3 separate regions of the Mus musculus genome follow, and regions 2 and 3 are each linked to region 1. A link is a loop called in an ENCODE intact Hi-C map of the cell type or tissue named here. Cell type or tissue: heart. All regions are shown on one strand.

Region 1 (8,000 bases):
TTAAATTATAGATTATATTTCTATCAAAGATTTTTAAGTAGGAAGAAAGACCAGACAAAAGCCTAGACAAAGGGAGGAATTCTTTTCAAGATGTGAAACACAAGCCTTAGTATCATAATGTTTTAATCCAGGAAAAATGAGTTGCCCTTATTTGTGCACTCTCTTTTGTGTGTGTGTGTGTGCTATGAACAACTATTAAATATGAAGCGTCTCCCAGCAAACTGCCTCTCACAGAGGTGTGAACTAGCATCTTTGTCACAAGTTCCCACAGATTTCTCTACTGATTGGTATTGTTATAGCAACCAGAGTGCCACGGGAAGTTGTCATGGGCATGATAATCATGAAACATCACTATGGCAACAGAAACCTCTGGAAAGTAAAAAAAAAAAAAAAAAACAAACTTAGACTGTCAATTGGTATCAAAGAGGGTTACCCAGGGAAAAAATAGGTGGAGGCAGAAATAAAGGGTCAGAGCAAAAAGGAATGATTATATAGAAACTGAACAAGCAATGGAGAAAGAAAACAGTAACCAAACAGAGGGTGAAGCTATGGCTCACACAGGAAAGCGGGAGGCAGGAGGGAGCACATGAGCCCCAGCAGTGGGCATGCTCCCAGAAGCAGTGCGCATGCTCTGCATGCAATGCAGAACCCCGGGGGAGACATGACTGGATGCCAAGGTCTGGACTGGAATTGACCAGGTGCTGATTTTCATACTGGAGGAAGATTTTGAATGAGCCACAATTTAGTGAGACAGCCTAAATCAATTTGTGGAGTGCTTTTGGCAAGACATCCTGCTGACTAGGAATTCTTATAATATCTGGTGTTCAGAGGCACCACATTTGAATATGGCTTTTCTTTATTGGACATCGAGATTGCTTCAGACAAAGGCACAGTGCCATTTGCTCCATTATAAATATATATTTCCTTCATTACAGAAGCTTAATGGCCTTTTTTTCCACCATGAGGGAATTAAGGTAATTCTTTAATACTCTTAAAGAGTAAGTGGCAATGTCACTTGGAATAAAGCATTTTCACTTAATATTTTCTGTGTTCTATTATCAATCAGGATTGAAGTTTTTATGGCCCAATATTAACTTTTAGTGAAGGGACTATATATATATATATATAATCATATATATATGGAATACATATATATGATATATATATGAAATCAAAAGGGGCCAGTAAGATGTTTAATTGTTTTCTAGAATTAAATGATGCTTCAAACATAACAGAATAAAGACTGAAAAATGGAAGCAGAAAAGGAGATACATAATGGTGGATATCATAAAGAAGCAAAGCAAAAGAATAACAAAAGCTTGAGATGAAAGTACAGAAATCAAACCAGCAGTCCGGGTACTTGCAGAAGTATGGTTTTAGGAATTTTAACAGAACATTTGTTTTTTTATTTCTTTTCCCCTTAATTTACTAATTTATTAATTATTAACTTTACATCACTATTGCAACCCTATCTCCCTCCTTTCCTCCCAGTTCTACACCTTCACACCTCCTTCTCACCATTACCACAACTCCACTTCTCCTTTGTGAAGGAAAAGTCCCCATGGGTACCAATCCTTCCTGGCTCATGAAGTCACAATAGGACTAAGCACTTCTTCTCCCACCGAGGCCAGAGAAGGCAGTCTGGCTAGGAGGAAAGGGATCCAAAGGGAGGCAATAGAGTCAGTCAGTCCGCTTTCCAACTTTAACATTGTCTTAGTCAGGGTTTCTATTCCTGCACAAACATCATGACCAAGAAGCAAGTTGAGGAGGAAAGGGTTTATTCGGCTTACACTTCCATACTGCTGTTCATCACCAAAAGAAGTCAGGACTGGAACTCAAGCAGGTCAGAAAGCAGGAGCTGATGCAGAGGCCATGGAGGGATGTTCTTTACTGGCTTGCCTTCCCTGGCTTGCTCAGCCTGCTCTCTTATAGAACCCAAGACTACCAGCCCAGAGGTGGTCCCACCCACAAGGGGCCTTTCCCCTTTAACTGAGAAAATGCCTTACAGCTGGATCTCATGGAGACATTTCCTCAACTGAAGCTCCTTTCTCTGTGATAACTCCAGCTGTGTCAAGTTGACACAAAACTAGCCAGTACAAACATCGTTTAATTTGTAAGTGATGTCTGTTTCACCTGGGCAGTACATTTTAGTTGATAGCATTCTAAGGGGATGACCTTATACTTACTACATAGCTAGAGATGACCTTGATCTTTGGTCTTTAGAGGTTGAGTAAACCAGTTGACAGCAAGAATAAAGAGGAAGGCAAACATGGTTTTAGCCCCGAGGTTCTGCCCACTGTGACCACCAGAATTATAGGTCATCCATCCCCCTTCAGGATCCCTCTCAGGAGCGTGAACACCCATCAATCACTACTCCTCTTTCTTCAAGCTCATAAACAAAAACCAGTGCAAAGGTTCTTGATGCCTAACCTTCACTTCAAACAAGGCAAGGCTTCTGTTGGATAGTACACCAAGGTTCCAACTCTGCCTGTTTAATGCTCACACACACACACACACACACACACACACACACTAAGCATTAGTTGGCTAGGTGGTGGTTTGAATAAGAATGGCCCTATATTTTATAGGCTATATTGCCTATATTTTATAGGCTCATATATTGGAATATGTGGTCCAAGGTTGGCGGGGCTGCTTGGGAAGGATTATGAGGTGTGACGTGGTTGGAGAAAGTATGTCACTGGGGACTTTGAGATATCAAAAGGACTCCCACCGGTACCAGAACGCATGATCTACCCCATCCTTGTTATTGTTGTCATTCAAGACAGTAGCTCTCAGTTGTTCCTTTGTTCCACTGCCATAGACTCTAATTCTCCGAAACCTTAAGCCAAATTAAATACTTTCTTTTTAAAGTTGCATTTGTCATGGTGTTGGATCACAGCAATAGAAAAGTAGCTGAAGCAGTTGGAAAACACATATTAAAGTCTATGAAAGAAGCTGGGCGTGGTGATACATTCCAGTAATCCCAGTATTTATGAAGGAGAATTGGGAGTTAGGGTCATCCTCACCTAAATGGCCATATTGAGCTACATTAGACCCTATCTCAAGATGAAATAAAATAAAATAAAATAGTATAACATAAAATAAAAAATATCCAGGCATATTGCTTCATGCCTATTGTCCTAGCACTTGTAGGTAGAGACAAGACAATCTACAGTTCAAGGTCAGCTTGATCTTTATAGTAAGACTCTGTCTCATAATAATAATGATAATGATAATAATAATAATAGTTAATGAAATACATACCCATCTGCCAGAATATCCAGTATCCCAGGTAAATAAAGGAAGTAAACAAAGGAAATTAAAGAATCGTGTTTAGAAGTCAAGACAGGTGTTAAACTCACTGTGTAAAGACGGAAAAGTGTGGATTCTAAGCATTTTACTAGATGAGTAGCACACACTGAACAAACATGCTTATCAGCTGGATCGTGAGTGTGATGTTGCACTCTATCTTTCCTGTGGCTTTCTAATTCTATAAGAGAAGAAGGTTGACGTCTTTTACTCAGGCATCCATTTACATGGCACTGAGGATAAGAGAGATGGAGAGAATGCAGATGTCAGGCATGCTTGGTACCATGTGCAGAGAGAGACCCCTGCTGGAACATTTTTATCTCTGTAGTTGAGAAAGTCTAAATCAACCCCCGGAGACTGTAGGATAAAAGAGATAGCCATGACTCTGCAGGTTTTAAGTCTGAACATTTTTTTTTGTCCCATGATAGAAAATATTTAACTTCACACACACACACACACACACACACACACACACACACACAAACACACACATCTTTAACAAGGCAGGACTTAGAGATTTCAGGTTTTGGTTTTTATTTCCTTTTTGATCTCCCCGCTTGAGAAACAAAACAGAAGGATCTGACTTTAACGTCCCAGCCCGAGCTACTATTTCTCTGGTGGGATGCCACAGCCCCTCCCCTCATTTCCTAAGCACTGTTGTCAAGCTTGGCTATTCTTCAGCACTGTGTGGGAGTATGCCCCTGGAGGTGGCTATGGACTCCATTGTGGACTAGTGTCACTTAGCCACATTTGCCATGGTGAGATCAGATGAATTCTAATGGTCTGTATCCTACAACTGACCTTACTAGGATCCTCTGAGGGATGCTGTTGGAATTTGGAGTTATACATTATGAGAGCTGAGTTTCCAGGCAGTCAGGCCCTGGAATAAAGAGCTCCTTACCAAAACACTGACCCGAGAGACCTTACTAGAGTTAGTGATAGATATAGAGTATGTTACCCAGCATGCAGTGGGAAGTGATGCTAGACCAGATCCTGCTCGGGCTCTCCAGCTTTGGTAAAGTGTTTGCCACGGATTCCTTAGGCAGAAGGCATGCACAGCATATTGGAATGTAATTTGACTTGCCTCTATCCCTGCACTTTCTGTTTCCCAAGTAAAATGCTATTTAAAAAAAAAAAAAAAGTCCTCTTTTCCCTTACCCAGAATGCTACATGTTCACATTCCTTCCTCCTTCACTTGGACCACACTTAAATCACTAGGTTCTACTAATGACTGGTTCTGGTTTTATATACTTGCGATTTCTTCATTTGCTTGCTTATATTTTATTGAAATATAACAAATCTACATGTATGAGAGATATATATGTGATATTTTGATGCATGCATTCAAGCTACAATGACAGGCATAATCATATTTCTATCACTTTGAACACTTATTATTTCTCTGTGCTGTCGTCATCCAAAGCCCCCTTTTCTAGCTACTTTAAAGCTGTCCTACATTTACCCCACTACGCAATAGGACACTAGAATTCTCTCTCCCTTCTGTACTCGGGTACTCATTATCCACCCTATCTCCACCCCTCACCCTGTCCTCACTTCGTGACATGCTGTGCGTTCTTTCTTCCTAGCTTCCGGAGTATGCCGGGGTGACCAGTGATGGCTGCCAAAACTTTCCACTGGACAACTGCACTTATCTAAGGATTGCCATATCTAGCATGAAAATATTCCATGTCCGTTGTTGGTGCATTTGAGGCTGAAATTCCAAAAATAGCACGGAAGGCCCTTCCTCATATTCTAAATACTTCTTGGCTTTCTAGTTCCCTCTCGTGGTAACCGTTTTTTTACTTTCTGTTGCCCCGATCTTCACAGCTGTTGAGGGTGTTTGTCTATTTCCACAGGAATACACATCACTTGATCCTGACAACAGTTGTAACTCCTTCTTTTTGGTCTCTTTTTCTAATCCTGCACATCCAACCCCAAATGAAAAGAAAGCACCATGCTCTTTTTGACATTATATCTCTTTTATAACCATCAGTTTGTACTTTTAGGAGGCCTTGTTGTTTACCTTCCACCTTCTCCAGGCTGAAAAGTCTATGTTAATTCTCCTCTCAGTAATATACATAGTACTGCTTAGCCTGGGACTTAATTTCCATCAATTGGACGTTAAATAGTTGATAAATGTGTGGTCAGGGCCTTTAAGACTGAACCCTAATGACTCAGAAAAAGCAATTATTGGCAATGTAGATACCCTGCTGTCTCAGGTACCAGCCAGATTGAATTGATTTTATAAAAACTGTATCAGTGCACCAACTGTTTTTGCAAAGGTGAAGGTTAGTACAGTTCCATCATGGTGAAGCTGGGCCCCACAGAACCAAACTGAGCTGAGCTTCTATACACAATAGGTGGTCTTCATTTCAGGCGGAGTCGTGATGTTTACAGAGATTATCACAGCGTCCAAGAGGCACTGGGTTGGAGGTAGATTGAGCTAAGGAATTAGAGGTCTGTTCCTTCGACATGGTCAGAGGTACTCAGCTGGGCAACAGAGTCACCTCCGAGATGTGACTCATCCAAGGAAAGCAGAGACTCCTGATGCACTGAAGACCTTTCCTTTTCCCTTTCTATGCTGCAATCTAGGCCCCATGATGTGAGAGATCTGGGCATGTTTGTTTGTTTTTCTTGTTTTGTTTTTTAATTAATATATAAGAACTCCAAGGCTGGAGAAATGGCTCAGCAGTTAAGAGCCCTACTGCTCTTGTATAGGACCTGAGCTCAGTTCTCAGCACCCATGACAGGTGGCTCACAGCTGCCTGGAACTCCAGCTTCAAGGGAATTCAATGTCTTGGGCCTCTGAGGGTTCCTGAACTCATGTGCACACATCCCCCTCCAAAACACACACACACACACACACACACACACACACACGGGCACACGGGCACACGGGCACACGGGCACACGGGCACACACAGGCACACAGGCACATGCATACATCTAATACAAACTTGAAAGCATAGTTCTACATATCCATGGTTTTTTTTTTTTTGCTTATTTTTGTTGTTTTTTTTTGGGGGGGGGGTTGTTTGTTTGTTTGTTTTTTGGTTTCTCTGTGTAGCCCTGGCTGTCCTGGAACTCACTCTTTAGACCAGGCTGGCCTCGAACTCAGAAATCCGCCTGCCTCTGCCTCCCGAGTGCTGGGATTAAAGCATGATCTTTTGACACACACAGCATAGAACCATCATGTCAAGATAATTAGCTTTCCCACCATTTATCTGGGCATTTGTGAGCGATAGACAGACCTGCCATTAGATCTTACAGCGTCTGCGTACAAACAGACTTGTCCATTCTCCAGTACCCTTCACTCGCATTTGCAAGGAAACTGACTGACTAAACTGAGTTTTTAAACACAAGACCCTTCACTCTGACTGGTCAGAAAAGTTGTGACAGTAAATAGAATGGTTTTCTCTTACATCATAAAAACCTACGTAGCTGTACTGGACCTCCAGATTGGGGAGAGACCAGATGCCATGGGGATCCCCCAATGTTTGAGTGAGAACTGCCTAATGTGGGCAGTGGGGGAGGGGGGTGCTGCAGGAAGCATTATCATTTCTGCTTTCATAAAAGATGTTACCCAACAATTTATACATTGTGCACATAGTCAGCAGAAAATGCTACAAAACTCTATCCAGTTATAGTCCTCTTTGAGGCCAGCCTAAGACTTTCCCCAGACACTGCATTAAAAGGCTGGAAGCCCCATTACCTGACTGTTGCATAGCATCACATCCTACCTACGTCTGAATGACGTAGGGTAGCCAGTGTTCACTGTTTGTATTGGAAACTAGTTTCTTCAACTTTGGAGGCAGCAAAGAACTGGAATGTTAATGACGGACAAGTGTGAGAACTGCCTGTTGACCTGTGGACAGAAATACACAGGAGAATTGAACTCTGTCAGGGACTGGGAGGATAGGAAGGGCAAGTCAACCTGGGGCATCTGGCCTAATAGGGTAAACAGGAAACAAATGTATCAGAAACAAATGCTAACACGGACAGAATCCCTGAGACTGGCTGCACAGAGGGTAGCCACCCATGTGGAGGAATTCATGGGTAGGAAGGGGGCTATAAGGGCTAAGCAAGGTCACATGTCACCTTGCATTCAGAATCCAAATGCTTTCTCTTCAGAGTTCATTCTATAGAAGAGACTCCGCCTCTTACCCCAGTATCACAAGGGAGACAGATGTTGATTTTCCCACCTCCCTGGCAGCAAGGACATGGCACGGATCCCAGGATCAGCCAGCTGTTTCAGCTTCAAAATTTAAAATTTAAGGGTTGTAATGCTAACTTCACACACATTTCCCAGAGAGACAGAAAAGAGGAGATAGATCATCACGGCTCTATGGGGGCGATAAGAGCCTGAGGAAAGGGAGTAAGTGGGACAGTGGAAGTGAGAGGATGGGGTGATGTATTTCTGAGCTGGCCACAGGTCCTCGAGAAGACACACAGTGAGTGCACTTTATCAATGGCAGATACAGGAACAGAGTCAGGCAGCTTGTGAGCAGGCACTACTGTGTACACAGTCTACACTAGCCTGGAGGTTCTTAGGCTCACAGTGGCAAGACATTAACTATATTAATTATTTTTCTTATTGCTGTGATAAAATACCTGGTAAGAAATGACTTAAGGAAGGGTGTGGAGACATGAACAAAACATATATATAGTCACCCCAGATACAGAACTGACGA
Region 2 (8,000 bases), 140 kb before region 1:
GGTGCTTGTTTCTCCCCGCACTGAAAGAGTCAGGGGGTCTCGTGCCCCAAGACAGAGAGACTCTTCTTGGAAGACACTGATATAAAAATGATTGGGTTTGAAATAAGGGGACTCATCTTGGTCTTACAGTACACTCTCAAAAAGTGCTGGGGATGACCGTTTGACAATATCATTTACATTATAAACTCACTGTGAGAATCAGGCAGGACTTGTAATGGTCCTGCCTCAGCCTCCCAAACAGACTTGATTAGATGCTGACATTCTTAAGAAAATGCTATATAATTTTAAAAATAGTTTGTAATTAGAAAAGATATCAAAATAAATGCAAAAGCTGCAAAGATGGAAAGAAGATTTAACTCATTATCAAGTACATGTAATGAAATTTATAAAATATTGAGGTTCTGGTGGTATTACAATGGTATTGATATATAGGATTATACACACACACATACACGCATATATAGTTATAATTATACATAGTTATAGTTATAATCCATGGCATTATTAGGGATGATGGTTTTTATAGGTAGTATGAAGAATTTTGAGGACTGTGTTACTTGCTTTTTACTTTAATCTCTGAAAAAGCAGATTTTTCTTTTGGCAATTGATGATCACCACCAAGAAAAGCTAACAGTTGAAAGATTGCTCTCTTATGAACTCTCAAACTGAAAGCTAATGGAAACACTCTAAGCAAATTCCACCACTAAGCAGTTACTCAGCCACACAAAGGCTGTAGTTTCTAGAACAGAGTCACTTGCAAATCCTCACAGGAACACAGTTTGAAAACAAGAAGAAACCCACAGAACCAGTTGCATGCTAAACTAGCAGTTTTGTTTTTTGCATTAATGTCCTTTTTTCTTTTTTTCTAATCTCAACACCATGATACTGTTACTGAAGTAAATAAGTTGTTATGTTGGTTGAGTTGGGAATTTACATTCCTACAAAAAAAAATTAAGTTTCTACTATAATTTGTAGTATAGTAGAAAAAAGAAGGCATGGTTGTGTCCTTGGTTGGTTGTTGGTTGGTTGTTGGTTGGTTTATTTTGGTTTGGTTTTGAGACAAGGTAACTCAAACTCTAGATTCTCCTGCCTTGGTATCCAGAGAGCTGAAATAACAAGTACCTAGCATTTTTGGCTCAGGTGATAATATTTTAAATTAAATTTGGGACACTTCACTAATAGGCTTGCATTGGGAATTTTACATGGAAAGTATGCCATTGAAGTAAAATTAGTGTACAGTCTTATTGAAAAATTTATCAATGGAACAAAACAAACAAGAAACATGTTTTTTATTACATATGTTTTGTTTATTTTATTTGATAACTTGAATCCTAGGGTCCAAATTAATGGCTAGATCTCACTTTATAGACCAAATTCTTAGGACTGTGTTCATTCTCAGAACTATTTCATCCCCAAACACAAGTGTCTGGGGTTTGATACTGCTGTGTTTCCTGGGCTTAGAGAAATAGGTTAGGGGCAAGATAGTCAAAGGCCACTATAGGTGCTCCATGTACCAAAAACCAAGAAAGCTTTTGGATTTTTAGTTTCACCTCAGAATGATACAGAATCCAATTAAATGGGGTTAAAGTCTAGAAGACCAGCTAGAGACTATCAAATAACCTACAAGACAAGCCAGAAAAGCGACAGGACTATGGTAGCCATAGGATCTGTCTCATCTTGACCTCTTGGATAGCTGCAGTCTGTTGCTCAAACCAAAAATCCTTACCTACTTCTCAGTGTGTCTCAGTATTCAGCAGTAATGTTTAGAAAAGCAGAGCCAAGAATAAAATTATATACATACATCTGTGTATAACTGTGTAAATTTCAATATCCAAAGAACAATAATAAAATCAGTTTCTCAAAAACCAACAAAATTTAATAGTATGCTAATCACAAATGTAAATCTCAACAACTTTTTAAAGCCCCTAAGTTTCATTCGCTGGAATGAATGTCATGTACCATCAATGTCACATTGTCCTTTGCTCTTCAAAAATCCGATGACATCAACACTCCCCCATTTTTCTCAGTGTATACCTGAATTTTTCAGATGCATATTTATTCTGCTTAGGATGCTCATTAAGCTATTGTTCTGTTTCCTTGACAAGACACCATGACCAAGGAAAATTAAGAAAGGAAGTTAACTGAGAGCTTGCTTGCAGCTTCAGAGGGCTCGTCCATGATCATCACGATGCTTGATTCAGATCTCAGTGGCTGCATTTTCCACTCCTTTCCCTTGTTAGGACAGTTCCTGAGTCCAGCCATCTCTGGAGCAAGTTCCATCTTGCTGGCAGGGCCAAAACTGAGTTCATGCTCCCAGGCCCCGGAATTCAACTCCTATCCTGCTTTCTTGAGTGTTTCCTGTTTGTCTGTTAACCAGTGAAGAATGTGAAGAGGGAAGATGCTGTTATCCATTATCTACATTAAGGCTCAAAAGTCATAAATGCTCCCTGTCTTGACCTAACTGGCTACCTACAGCTTGTCCCACGACTTTGTTCCCTTATCATTCTAAATTCCAGGTCAGAGTCCAGAGGGAAGCTGGCTGCAAAAGCTGACCTGAGGACCCTGAAACCAGGTGACCAGATAAGGCCCAGTCACCAGTGCTAACCTCCTTGTATAACTCCTTTTTTCAAAATATGATTGCTCAACGCAATAGCCCATGATGATCCCCCTTGCTTTGTGTTCTCATCTTATAAAAATGTTGTATAATCTCCCACTGGGGACATAATTCACATCCCAACTGGCAGGCTCCCTGAGGGCTCAGAAAACAAACTTCATTTCTAAGCTTCCACCTCTCAAGTGAGTTTTCTCGGGTTCCATTCTGAATGCAACACCATCAGAGTATTAAGTATCAAACAAGAAAATAGATAACAATGCTTCAAAAAATTAAAAAATTAAAAAATGACAAGGCTAGAGTTCTCAACCCTTATTTTCTACTAAAATTCAACCACGTGACTCAGACACGGGGCTCCTTGAGGAATATCGCATATATTTTAATAAGCACTCAATGCTTGTCTATATTCTAGGCAGTGCTCTTAGCAATTTAAAAATGACTTTAATTCACAACTTTCTACAAAGTAAATATCATTGCATTTCCCGTTTTGCCTGTGGAGAGACCAAGTCCAAGGCCACATAATTTGTCCACAGCCACAAAGGGGCAGTGGAGTAGCAGAAGGAAGGTTGTCAATCAGCTAAGCTCAGTCACCACCATGTTTGGTTTTTAGAGACAGGGTTTCTCTGTGTAACTCTGGCTGTCCTAGAACTCACTCTGTAGACCAGGCTGGCCTCGAACTCAGAAATCTGCCAGCCTCTGCCTCCCAAATGCTGGGATTAAAGGCGTGTGCCACTACTGCCCGGCTTACAGTCCCTATCACGGGATGTAGTCACTCATGAAAGTAAAGTGAATCTTGGTGAATGAATGCTCTGCTTATATTTTGTTTCTATTTTTAGCAGCTGGAAGCAAAGCCGCCTGAGTGACTGACGGCATCAGCTATCTGAAGATCTCTACTGTTTCACACGAAAAGAGAAAGTCAGTATTTAAAATCCTAAACCATGTACAAAATCTCAAGGTTCTATCCCCAGCCTCCAAGGTGATGCTAAGAGCAAGCAAACATTTAGAAGGGACAAAGTACAGGGGTACAGACCGCAGACTCTGGAGTTAGACTTCATAACCTTTCAATACAGAAGTTCTTGAAAAGGCTCTTGTCATTGGGAGTCCTGAGTATTAAGGTCAAAGAATGTTTTTTGTGACTCCCTCATTCCAGCTGCTGCATCATTTCCTCCCAGTACGGGTCCCCAAAGCTTCATTTATCTGTTCCACATGAGAGAAGAGAAAACAGGCAGAAAGCAAAATGATGCCTTACAGATGATGAGGGCTAGCTAGCCTGTCGTCTTCTTTTTTTTTCTTAATCAGAAAATGGTAGCTTTGCCTCCCACAGAATGAAAAGATACCTCTCTCTCTTCCCACACAGCAGCCCTAAGGGGACCTGCTCCTTGCGTGTTTACTGCAGCCACTTGCTAACAATGAATCTGCTTCCCAGCTGGCTGCTTCTGGCAGCAATTTCATGTTACATATATTTTAGCAAGGTAATCTTCAGAAGGGATGCCTTAGCACTGCTTTGAACACTGTTGTAGCAAGGCATAATTTCAGCTACATCACAATATGCACGTGCTCACTGCATCCCCGGCCCAGCCCTGTGCTCATCAGAGGAAAAGGACCCCCGATGTAAAAGAGGACGCATAGTGTAGAAGCAGCCAGAGGATGAACAGTGTACTTCCTGGGCTGGCAAGGGCATACGGAACTCCGTGGAAGCTGCAGGTGAACAGCTCCATCATCCTGGGGACCCGTTAATGAGATGACCTTTAGTTTTGCCTCGAAGGGCAGTAGAATTGTAAAGGGTGGGAGAAGGGAGACAGAAGGTGTCAATATTTCAAGGAGGAGGAACAGCAGAAGAAAGGGCACAGACGAATGAGAGGCAATAATTTGTTTGTGGGACCTCGCGTCTGAAGCCCCCACGGGAGAAGCCTGGTGAGAAACGAGCCAGTGGAAGAACAAGACAGCTCCTGCCAAACCTGCCCAGGCATTTTAACCAATTCAGGTTCTTATTCCACAGGTAAAAGGAACGTGGGTTTTTTTGTTTCATTTTATCTTTTTTGGTTTTTTGTTTGTTGTTTTTAAATTTGTTTTGCTTTGTGTTTGCTTTCATTAAAAGCAAGGCAAAGTAGATAGTTTAAATGGTTTTTTTTTTTTTTTTCAAAACTCTCAGTGTACATCGGAGAGGCACAGTTTATGACTGAAATCTCAGCAGGTAGAAGGCTGGAGAAGGATTAAGAGATCAACCACAGTCCACCCTACGTATCGTATCGGGAGTGAGTCTCGAGCAAACAAAGAAGTTAACCAATAACAAGAGCCACTGGGGTTGCAGTGTGGAAGTTAGTGTAAAGGAAGAAATCAGAGGCAGGAGGAATTGCTGATAAAGTACTAGAGTCACTCCAGGTAGAGGAGAAGCTGAGGAGACCGGGCAGGTAAGGGACATTTGGAGCCCTTTATGACATCCACAGGAGCCGGGGCCAGTAGGTGCTGAGAAGAGAGGAAAAGATAACTCATGGATTTGGAGGCTGGGTAACTGATGGTACCACCTAGGCAAAGAGTGGAAACAGAGAGCAATGAATAAATAAACAATAATAAACACAGTGACTACACCAGACAGAGGGATCTTGTTCTTCAAGGAAGGCCACGGGGTGGAGTAGGGGGTGGGGGTACACTTAAGTCTCTGAGGAGTGTGGTTGAAAGCACAGACCCACAGAGACGGCAGCGGGCAGCAGAGTCTGAGATGAAATGATGCCTAGAACAAGAACAACAAACAAGTATGGGTCTTTGAAGCCATTGGGGCTTTGCCATGGGGGCTTTACCAGGGGCTTCACCATGGGGGCATTAAACAGCAGGAGGCCAAAAGGAGAGCTCAGAGAAGTGAACATGGAGGAGCAACTTAAAAGAAAGCTTTGCCTAGGAAAGATGGCCCTCTAAGGACACAGCTTCTTCAGCTTTCTAAGGCCAGTGGGTCCTCATCTCCTCCTCCAGATCTCCCAGGAGCTACAAAGAGCTCTCTGTTCCTCTCTTGTTCCCTATATTGCAACAGTAACTTGTGTCTTTTATTTTTTAGCATTTTAGATGTATTATATTTTACTGAGTTATTCACTTGTTATTGAAACTTGAAATTTATCATTAATAAAGTGTAGTATGTTTACCTTCAGCCCATGGCCTTGAATTTACTCTCCTAGTGGCCCCCAAAGACTTGACATCCTATATATTATGTCACCCAAGTGCTGGGGACTTCTTAAAAATTAATTTCTGAAACAGCTCATGCACTTGTCTTGGAAATTTCATGAGCATATAAATAAATATATGTTTAATGCCAAAGGAATTTCCATATGCAAAGACTACCTACCCTTCAAACTGTACAGCTCTTGCTCAGTCTATCTTTCCATAAATTCTATTGCCTTTTCTTCCTGTGTTAAGTTACAAGTAGCTGTAGTCCCTGAGGCTTTATTTGAATTTAGGTTAACGAAGGATTTAGTATAGGGCAATACAGAGCAGATGCCATGGCTTCTTCAGCAAGAAGCCCAAGGAAATAAGAAAAGAACATAGATAGCATCCACAAACTAAAGCAGGCGGACTCTCACACCATTCATGTTATGTGATCTGCTTTTAAAAGAGTAAGTCTATGTAAACAAAATTCCAGTAAATGCAAATTGGTATAAGATTTATAAGACAACTGAAGGCTTATATGCTGGCTGGATTTTATTTTAAAAAGAAAATTGTCAATTCTATTCACATTGGATAATTATTTATGGTTATGTTTTAAGAAAAAAAATCCTCATCATTTAGAGACACGCATAATATACATGAATTTCTCCAGAATAAAGCAAGAGAAAAATAGGTAAGGTATAGATGGTCAAAAGATGGTTACTGTTGAAATTCTTGTGTGCATTTTAAGGAAAACATGAATAGGGATGCTGGAGAGATGGCTCAGCTAGCAGAACTGCACACTGCACAAGCTTAACATCCTGAGTTCAATACCTGGGACCCACAGGGAAAGGAAAGACTCAACTCCTGACAGTTGTTCTCTCGCCTCCACACATTCATTGCCCCAGTACACAGGCCCATATTCACACACACACACACACACACACACACACACACACACACACACATGCTCATATCTACCCCCAACACAAATAATACTTTTTAACTTTTATCATTTTTAACGATAATTTTTAATAATAATTTAAGTGCTTGTACTTTCTAAACCTTGATCATATTTAAGAAGTAGAGTATAAGATCAAATTCTCCTCTCATCTGTGTGTGTGTGTGTGTGTGTGTGTGTGTGTGTGTGTGTGTATCTGTATACAAAAATACTGTTGGAAAGAAAGTACCACCTATGAGTCAGGACCATGGATGGATGGCACTTACAGAACAGGATACACATGCTGTATCCTATTTTCTCTCCCCTTGCACAAATGCTCCACCCATCATTCCTGAAATGATCCTGGTGCTTAAATTACACCAGATGAGTCAGTAGCTTTCTCTGAACTGAAGCACATACACTGAGAATTATTGAATAATCAAACTGCTTCCTACCCATTTTTCCAGCCCAAATTCTTCCATACTCCCTGTTATATTGAACACGGTATCATTATTACAACTACTTTTAGGCTTGGGTATTCTCCATTATTTACTCTAAACTAATAACTTCTGAAAATTTCAATTTAAAATTTCAGCCCATTTTTGCTTTCCACTTTACATTTCAGGAACCAGGTTGATCCTTCAATCAAGTGCAATTCCATAGATGTAGAACCGTGACTGAGTTTACTATCTACTCCACTTTAAATATTTGCTGAGCAATATAGGAAAATATAAAGAACAGTATATGTCTTCTTCTTTCCCTCTACAAACACACAAAAATGTTTTGTGAGAGTCTGTATATATGTTTTATTTTTATAAAATGAAAATATATATAATACACAATTTCTTGAGAATAACAATAGGGCAGAAGCAACTAGAAACACAATGCAATTTTAATGTACCCAAGATGTGCTAAAATACATTGAGACAGTAGAGGAACCAATGCTTCTGATGAGTTCTTGTACAGATTTTATGAAGGTGGTTGAATGTGAGATATGCCTTCGAAGATAGGAAGCATAGAATATCCAAAGGGACACTGAAGGCTGTTTTCTCCTGATCAAAGAGAAGGGTGAGAAAAAACCCAACCATACATAGTTTCCTAGAGTCTTAAAGGAGAGCTAAGCCAGGAGCAACAAATTGGAACCACCCATAGTTACCTAAGATGCCATGGGTGGTGATAACATTTAATCAAGGGCTTCTAAGCAGAAGGTTGCCTGAATTCTGGCAGCCACAGAATTGGACTGAAGGGAAATTTAGAATTTTAGCAATACCAATTAAGCAATTATTCCAAACACCTGATGACTAATACCATGTCAGA
Region 3 (8,000 bases), 840 kb before region 1:
TGTTTATTGCCATTTTAGCTGTCAATGATTTTAGAAGCATAAATAATTTTTAGGCAGCTTTTCTATTTCTAAAAATTTATTCTGGATTTTTAAAAGGATGGTATTTTCATTGTGGCAGTAGACATACAGCATAAAAATGTTAACAATGCATTTGTTGAAATATAGAGGATTAACTGAAATGGATAATTATACTATGCGTGCATTAAAATATGAAATAAAGGGGATGGAAAGATCATTTGGCATTAGTTCAACAAATATCAAGTATTTTAAAGAATAACAGTACTGGTTTAGAATATAAATTGTAGGTTAATGAAATCTTCTATTTATAAGAAAATTGTAAAGTCAAACTAGGGGCAGAATTTGGAGGTTTTTTTTTTTTTTTTTTTAAGGTTTCTTAAGGAGTCACCATTTCAAAAGGCAAAGTCAGGAGAGAACTTGAGGGCACTGGCTCCTGGGACAAGCAAATTTCAGAGAGTTATTAAAAGCAAAGGTAAAAAAAGACACTGAAAGTTAGTGATCAAGAATAGTTGGAATAATACTCCAGAATGATTCCAATAGAAACATTTACCACTAGAAAATCAAAGGAAGGCTTCTCAGGACAATACCTAGAAAACAGTTTAACTTAAAATTCACACACACACACACACACACACTTCTTTTTCTTCTTCTTCTTCTTCTTCTTCTTCTTCTTCTTCTTCTTCTTCTTCTTCTTCTTCTTCTTCTTCTTCTTCTTCTTCTTCTTCTTCTTCTCCTCCTCCTCCTCCTCCTCCTCCTCCTCCTCCTCCTCCTCCTCCTCCTCCTCCTTCTTCTACTTTTCACTCTTAATCATGTCTTGCACTAAGACCCTTTACAAACAAGATAACGTCTTTTTCACAAAGCAAGAAGTTAAAAATCACTTTGCTGAAGGAAGAGTTACAGGCTGACATCCTCTTGCACTACTTGGGTCCTTCTTTACTTTCTTAGGACATTAAAAATTCTTGTTATACTTGATGACCTAATGCAGACTTCCAATGTCAGAATTTGCATATATTTCCTATAAGCCCAGCTACCAAACAAACAAACAAGAAAACATATAAAATTGCAAAGCTTCTGTAAGGCAAAGGACACTGTAAATAAGACAGAAAGGCAACCAACAGATTGGTAAAAGATCTTTACCAATCCTAAATCCAATAGAGGGCTAATATCCAATATATACAAAGAACTCAAGAAGGTAGACCCCAGTAAACCAAATAACTCTATTAAAAATGGGGTACAGAACTAAACAACAATTCTCAACTGAGGGATACCAAATGACTGAGAACCACCTAAAATAATGTTCAACATCCTTAATCAACAGGGAAATGAAAATCAAAACAACCCTGAGATTCCATCTGACACCAGTCACAATGGCGAAGATCAATAACTGAGGTGACAGCAGATACTGGCGAGGATGTGGAGAAAGAAGAACACTCCTTCATTGCTGGTGGGACTGCAAGCTGGTACAACCACTCTGGAAATCAGTTTGGCGGTTCCTCAGAAAATTGGACATAGTACTACTGGAAGATCCAGCAATACCTCTCCTGGGCATATACCCAGAAGTTGCTCCAACTTGTAGTAAGGACACATGCTCCACTATGTTCAGAGAAGCCTTATTTATAATAGCCAGAAGCCGGGAAGAACCCAGATGTCCCTCAACAGAGGAATGGATGCAGAAAATATGGTACATTTACACAATGGAGTACTACTCAGCTATTAAAAACAATGACTTCATGAAATTCTTAGACAAATCGATGGATCTGGAGGATATCATCTTGAGTGAGGTAACCCAATCACAAAAGAATTCACTAGATATGCACTCACTGATAAGTGAATATTAGCCCAGAAGCTCAGAATCCTTCTTAGAAGGTGGAAAAATATCCACGGAAGAAGTTACAGAGACAAAGTTCAGAGCTGACACTAAAGGAACGACCATCCAGAGACTGCCCCACTTGGGGATCCATCGCATAAACAACCACCAAACTCAGACAGTATGGCAGATGCCAACAAGAGCCTGCCCACAGGAGCCTGATATAGCTGTCTCCTGAGGGCCTCTGTCAGTGCCTGGCATATACAGAAGTGGATGCTCACAGGCATCCATTGGATGGAGCACAAGGTCCCCAATGAAGGAGCTAGAGGAAGTACCCAAGGAGCTGAAGGAGTCTTAAAAACCATAGGAGGAACAAAAATATGAACTAATTAGTAACCCCAGAGCTTCTTGGAACTAAACCACCAAACAATGGAAACCCATGGCAGGACTTGTGGCTCTAGATGTGTATATAGCAGAGGATGGCCTAGTTGGTCATCAATGGGAGGAGAGGCCCTCGGTCTGTGAAGGTTCTATGCCACAGGATAGGGGAATGCCAGGACTGGAAATGGGAGTGAGTGGGCTGGGGAGCAGGGGTGGGGGGGATGGGATAGGGGATTTTCAGAAAGGAAACTAGGAATGGATAATATTTGAAATGTAAATAAAAAATAACTAATAAAATAAATAAAATAAAATAAAGCATACATCTAGTGGTTCAAGGGAAAATGTGTTTTGTTCTTGATCACATTACCTGTTTGAAATGAACCAAAAAAAAAAAAAACACAAAATATAGTTTGGCATGAATTAACTATGTTTAATTGTTTTTGCCAGCTACCTCATTCTGGCTTCATTATTTTTGGAACCTTGATTAAATACAGAATTGCCCCACCTGTATTCTCTCCTGCTGTCTACAACAACCACTTCCTCATGACTATGAGGTTAATGCCCATATCTTATGTACAAACTGATACGTAGGAAGTTGACTGCATCACGAGAAGGGGTCCTTCTAATCCTGAGATTGTTTTAAACCGTTGGGATTAGATTAGTCTTCTACATCAGCCTTTAAATTAGAGCTGAGGAAGGACCTGGTTAGAACTGCTTAGTTGCTGTCAAATGCAGCACGATATTATCTTTTTGGCTTTTGACAAATGACTTAGAGGAAGTTAAAGATGTTGGTTACCAGTTTGTGGTGCCACAGCACATAAACCAGAAGGCATAATTCATCCTCTAGGTGGCAGAAGATAGTGACCAGAGTGATAAATTGAAGAAAGAAAAAATACAGAAACAAGTAAAAATGATGCATAATTTGAAGAACCATTTCTTGATGCAAATGTAAAAGGTTAATTGCCTAAATATGGAACAGATGATGTAGTTTAACATATAAATGTGGAATATTTGAATGGGCTTACACTTAAAATGCTAATATATACATACTCAGCAGAATGTTCCCATGGAGTGATGACAGTCCCATTAAGTTATGAATTAATTAGTTCATTCTAGAGAGGTCCTGTTATAACATTGTCTTTTTGAAGAATGACTGTAAAAGCTGGTGCTCTAAAGAAGACAGTTTGGATGCTGAGAGACTTTAAAAGAGGGTCTCACAGTTTGGTCTTGATAACTAAGCATGTTTATCCAACAACTAATTGATAATATAAATGAAGCCTGTTAGAATTTTCAAAACATTTAAAAATTCTTATATTCATCCATAAGATGCTAATATGGGGGAGGTATCACAGGTTTAAACACTTTGCCTACTTATCAGACAGACATTTTTAACAATGAAGAATTTTTAAAATGTAATGTTTTATTTCACAATAAATGAGTTGCCTAAAAGCCAATTGTGAAGGGGACCATTGTAGACAGAAGGTATAGTATAGGTCAGGTTCTGTAAATGCATTTTACCCAGAGACTTCTTTCTGTTCACGAAGACTTCTGAATCAGAGGAAATGTTCTCCATCCTCTCCCTTTTAGACAGATTATATCAGTCTTATTGATCCCACAGGTCCAATATGATTTTTATTTTTCATGGAAATGTTTCATTTGGGAATAAACCTGTGCAGGTAAAATAGAGACACATTTGGGATCTGTCCGTTTGTGCTTCAGAAAGTTTACCATTTTGATGCCACAAACCATCTGCAGCATTCTGTACAGTAATCAGGAGACTGCTAATTGCCCCTGTGTGCTTTCTTCTTCTTTTTTTTTCCATTTTTATTAGGTATTTAGCTCATTTACATTTCCAATGCTATACCAAAAGTCCCCCATACCCACCCACCCCCACTCCCCTACCCACCCACTCCCCCTTTTTGGCCCTGGCGTTCCCCTGTACTGGGGCATATAAAGTTTGCGTGTCCAATGGGCCTCTCTTTCCAGTGATGGCCGACTAGGCCATCTTTTGATACATATGCAGCTAGAGTCAAGAGCTCCGGGATACTGGTTAGTTCATTATGTTGTTCCGCCTATAGGGTTGCAGATCCCTTTAGCTCCTTGGGTACTTTCTCTAGCTCCTCCATTGGGAGCCCTGTGATCCATCCATTAGCTGACTGTGAGCATCCACTTCTGTGTTTGCTAGGCCCCGGCATAGTCTCACAAGAGACAGCTACATCTGGGTCCTTTCGATAAAATCTTGCTAGTGTATGCAATGGTGTCAGAGTTTGGATGCTGATTATGGGGAGGATCCCTGGATATGGCAGTCTCTACATGGACCATCCTTTCATCTCAGCTCCAAACTTTGTCTCTGTAACTCCTTTCTTCTTTCCATTTCACTATACATTGTTATAAGGTCAATCTGGGGCTTCAAAATACTCCATCTAAGACTAAGCTCACTCATATACTAAGCAAAAATTGTTGGGAAATCTAGTGTCTATCAGGCACAGTCAAAATTAGAAAGAGTGGCAATATCTGTGTCATGTTGCTTCAGCTTTTACAGCAAGTGTGTCCCTTAAAATTTTACTGCCTCCTGCCTTTCAGCTTTAGATGTGATCTTCCACTCCTTGCAGAATGTCACTAGTGTTGATAGGGCCAGCGCTGCTTCCAAAATTACTTCTTCTTTTGCATGAGAGAGTAACAATGAAGGAGATTATCTCATAGAAACTATTCCATGAACACTGAGGTCATAAAAAGTCATGCAACTTTTAATAGATTTTTAAATATTCATATTGTATAGGGATTTTTTAAAACTCTCGGTATAGGGAACACTCTTAGCTTGATGACATTTTATAAGTATCTAGGGATTGAATTCATAATTTGAGAAAACTTAAATTCTTACTTTCATCATTAATATTGAAACACTCGGAGTATGTCAAAAATGCACTTAGATGCTCAACATTAGACCATGAAAATTAGCTGGTTCTTTGTCCTTTGATTTCCAGAGCATACATCTATTGAGCTACAAATATACAAGTTCTGATTCTTATGTTTGTTAAGCATGAATACTGTAGGGCTATGCTAACGTCAAAACAAAAGGCATGTAACAGTTGCTACAGCAGAGTCATTACCACCACAAGTGTTTGACAGAGAGACATGAGGCAGGTAGCCTACTAGGAAAGTTTCACGATGGAAAGCAGGGAATGTTTCTGGTTTGCAAATATTGGAAGTTGTGGAAAGGACATGGAGCTGCATGAATGAATGAGGCAACCTATTGTGAGTTTGTGGAGCATAATTACTTTTCTAACTCAGGACCTGAGTTCGAATCTCACAAGCAAACTAGGCCAGCCAGCTCTCACTGGCCAAATGTAGACTCTAAAACCAATTTTCACAGCGTTTAGGTTATCAGGTCTTGTGGCCTTTAATTTTGTATACCAGAGTCTACTTCGTCTGGATTTTGACCCTATGTATAATCTATGTTACATCTAAAATAGTTATCTTGATAAAATGTGTTTTCCTACTATGTTTCACCAAACTAAATCTGAATGAAATGCTAGTTTGTAAAAGATTAGAATATTTGTTCCCCACTCTTTCTCTCAACCCTTCCTGTGAGCCCCTGTTCCATCTCTCTCTTAAATTCATGTTCTTATTAATTTATGTTAGCTTACTTAACCTAATCAGTGCTTCTAATATGCTCATAAGTGCTAAGTTATCACTGGGGTTTTGGGAACATACCAGTGGCTATACTCCTGAAGAAACCTGACTCTCTCTCCCATAGTAGTATTCAACCTCCAATATCTCTTCAGTTAGGGTTGGGGCCTTGGGAGCTGCTCTTGCATAGGTAATTAAAGCTTCTGTGAGTTTGCATATACAAAAGCATGCCCAGAGACAGCATTTCATATTACTTACCTGCACATAGTTTTGGACTTGTGTACCCATCATAGGACATGAAGCTAACGGCATCTACTATAAAAAATAAAGTCCTTTATCTTTGATCTGGGAGAATCGTGACTTCTACAAACATCCTCCATTGTGGCAGTGCAATTTGTTAACATAAATGTGAATACTGCCCCCAGAATCCTCAGTTTTCCACAGGAAAATTAATACTGAAGACATCAAGTGTGTGAATGTTTGTTTTCTTCCCTTATACTCTGGCAAATAGCCAATTAGAAGAGCAGCATATTAAAAGCTTAAAGTCCCTTAGAAAGGTATAAATTAGTGAAGATTACTTTTAATAAATGCAAAGTAATGGAGTGCTTAAAGACAGGCAGGACTAATAAAATAAGGTTTCCGGTTATGTTTATCATGGTATAATGATGAGCCTCTTCCCCAGGTGCTAGATCTAAATGGGGCTAATCATTGAACCTAGGGAGAAAAAAAGAATCACAGAAAATACTGAGATTTAATTTATGTTTAATATTTATACTCTATATTTCCCCAAATCGCAGGGAAAAATAAGAGTAATTGGAGCACAGGCTGCAAACAACTGCATGATAACTGTCAGTGCACCTGGCGGAACTAAATGGTTCACTAACGAGCTGCCAACAGTTTTGCCTCAATGAAAATAGAACTAACTAGAGAAAAAAAAAGAAAAGAAAAAAAAAGAAAACAGTATGTTTACCACACAGATGAGTAACTCTTCGCCAATAAAGAAATGAGTACTCCTTTTTAAAGTACACTTAATAGCACTGGAGATCATGAAAGTCTGCAGTCGGCCTCAGAGAAGATGGAGTCATACCATTCAGCAGCTCATCATAATGCTTTCCTTCCTCTGGGAATACAGGCTCATCTTCTTTCACGTCTAGAGTTTGATTGTTGAAAAACTTTTACATAATAATTAAAGTTCTTTTAATTCGTCTTTAATTCATTCAGTTATAAAATGAGACACCACATATATTACTTTAGAAAGGATGACCCAGGCTTCAGATGAGACTATACCTTCTTGGGGTTTTGTAATCAGCAAGAAACCACAGAGGCACAATTCCAAATCTGCACAGAACACAGATTTTCCCTTTTGAGAAGTGAGGTCTTTACATTTTAAACTTCAAGGCTTGCTTCTTTTAAAAATAGAAAAAACTAGGGAAATAAGGAATGAATACATCACATTGTTAAGTAGCCCTGTATCCTACCTTGCCTTCTGTAGAGAGTGTAATAATGACTGTTACCACCTATCCTGAGGAACTGGTGACAATTTCAGATACATATATCTTGATAGAAGAATGACCAGAAATTCCATATCCAATGGGAAGATTCTCAGTTTTGTTTGGACCTCGTGCAGACAGGTGAATCTCTGCAGATGATAGAGAGGATACACTAAGATTCTATTCATACCCATAAGCAAATGCATGGTCTGCCAATGGGACAGCCATGACATTTCTGGCTGGATAAGAGCATGTGGATCCCCCAACAAGAGGAGCAGGGGTTGTTCCTAAAGCTGTTGCCTGTCACTGGAATCCATTACTGTAGCTGAGCTGCCTTGTCTGGCTTCAGTGGGAGAGGATGCACCTAATTTTGGAGAGACTTGATGTGCCAGGGTAGGGGGGAATACCTAGGAGGGCCTCCACCTCTCTGAGAAAAAGAGGAGGAGGGGATGGAGGGAGGAACTGTGTGGGAGGGGATGGGAGGGGGCAGAAATTGGGATATAAAATGAGTGAATGAATGAATGAATGAATGAATGAATGAATGAATAGGGGAAAAGTTCTGGATGATGTCAGGTTAGGTTCCCAGCATCCACATAGCAGGTAACAATTATTTCTAACTCCAGTTCTTAGAGTTAATCTGCTGCCTTCATCTAGCTTCTGCAGTTATTTCATCC

What was found. A loop is a pair of places that touch in the nucleus more often than their neighbours do. Peaks named below come from ENCODE experiments on the same cell type or tissue, not always from the same donor. Only the 100,000 strongest peaks of a DNase experiment are listed, where the experiment ranks them.
Region 2: a loop joins it to region 1, with 3 times the contacts of the local background. A loop is called at or near these places in 2 of 42 quality-filtered maps.
Region 3: it touches region 1 in a loop (2.8-fold over the local background); 3 of 42 quality-filtered maps call a loop at or near these places.

Annotation. Positions count from the first base shown.
Region 1 is chr9:94,610,478-94,618,477 of GRCm38, forward strand. No RefSeq gene overlaps it. Among named protein-coding and RNA genes, the nearest start is that of Gm39404, 30 kb to the left of the region's middle. In heart, a CTCF peak has its summit at 3,602; no DNase peak of the experiment used is centred here; H3K27ac peaks cover 2,395 bases.
Region 2 is chr9:94,469,158-94,477,157 of GRCm38, forward strand. It overlaps Gm46148 (a long non-coding RNA gene), which reads right to left and starts at 4,079. Exons shown (of 3, transcript XR_001779353.1): 1 at 3,949-4,079; 2 at 3,642-3,808; 3 at 1,929-2,366. Gm31957 (predicted gene, 31957) reads left to right here and starts at 4,203. Exons shown (of 4, transcript NR_168505.1): 1 at 4,203-4,610; 2 at 4,764-5,022. In heart, no CTCF peak of the experiment used is centred here; no DNase peak of the experiment used is centred here.
Region 3 is chr9:93,774,969-93,782,968 of GRCm38, forward strand. No RefSeq gene overlaps it. Among named protein-coding and RNA genes, the nearest start is that of Gm39401, 200 kb to the right of the region's middle. In heart, a CTCF peak has its summit at 3,052 (motif pointing right); no DNase peak of the experiment used is centred here.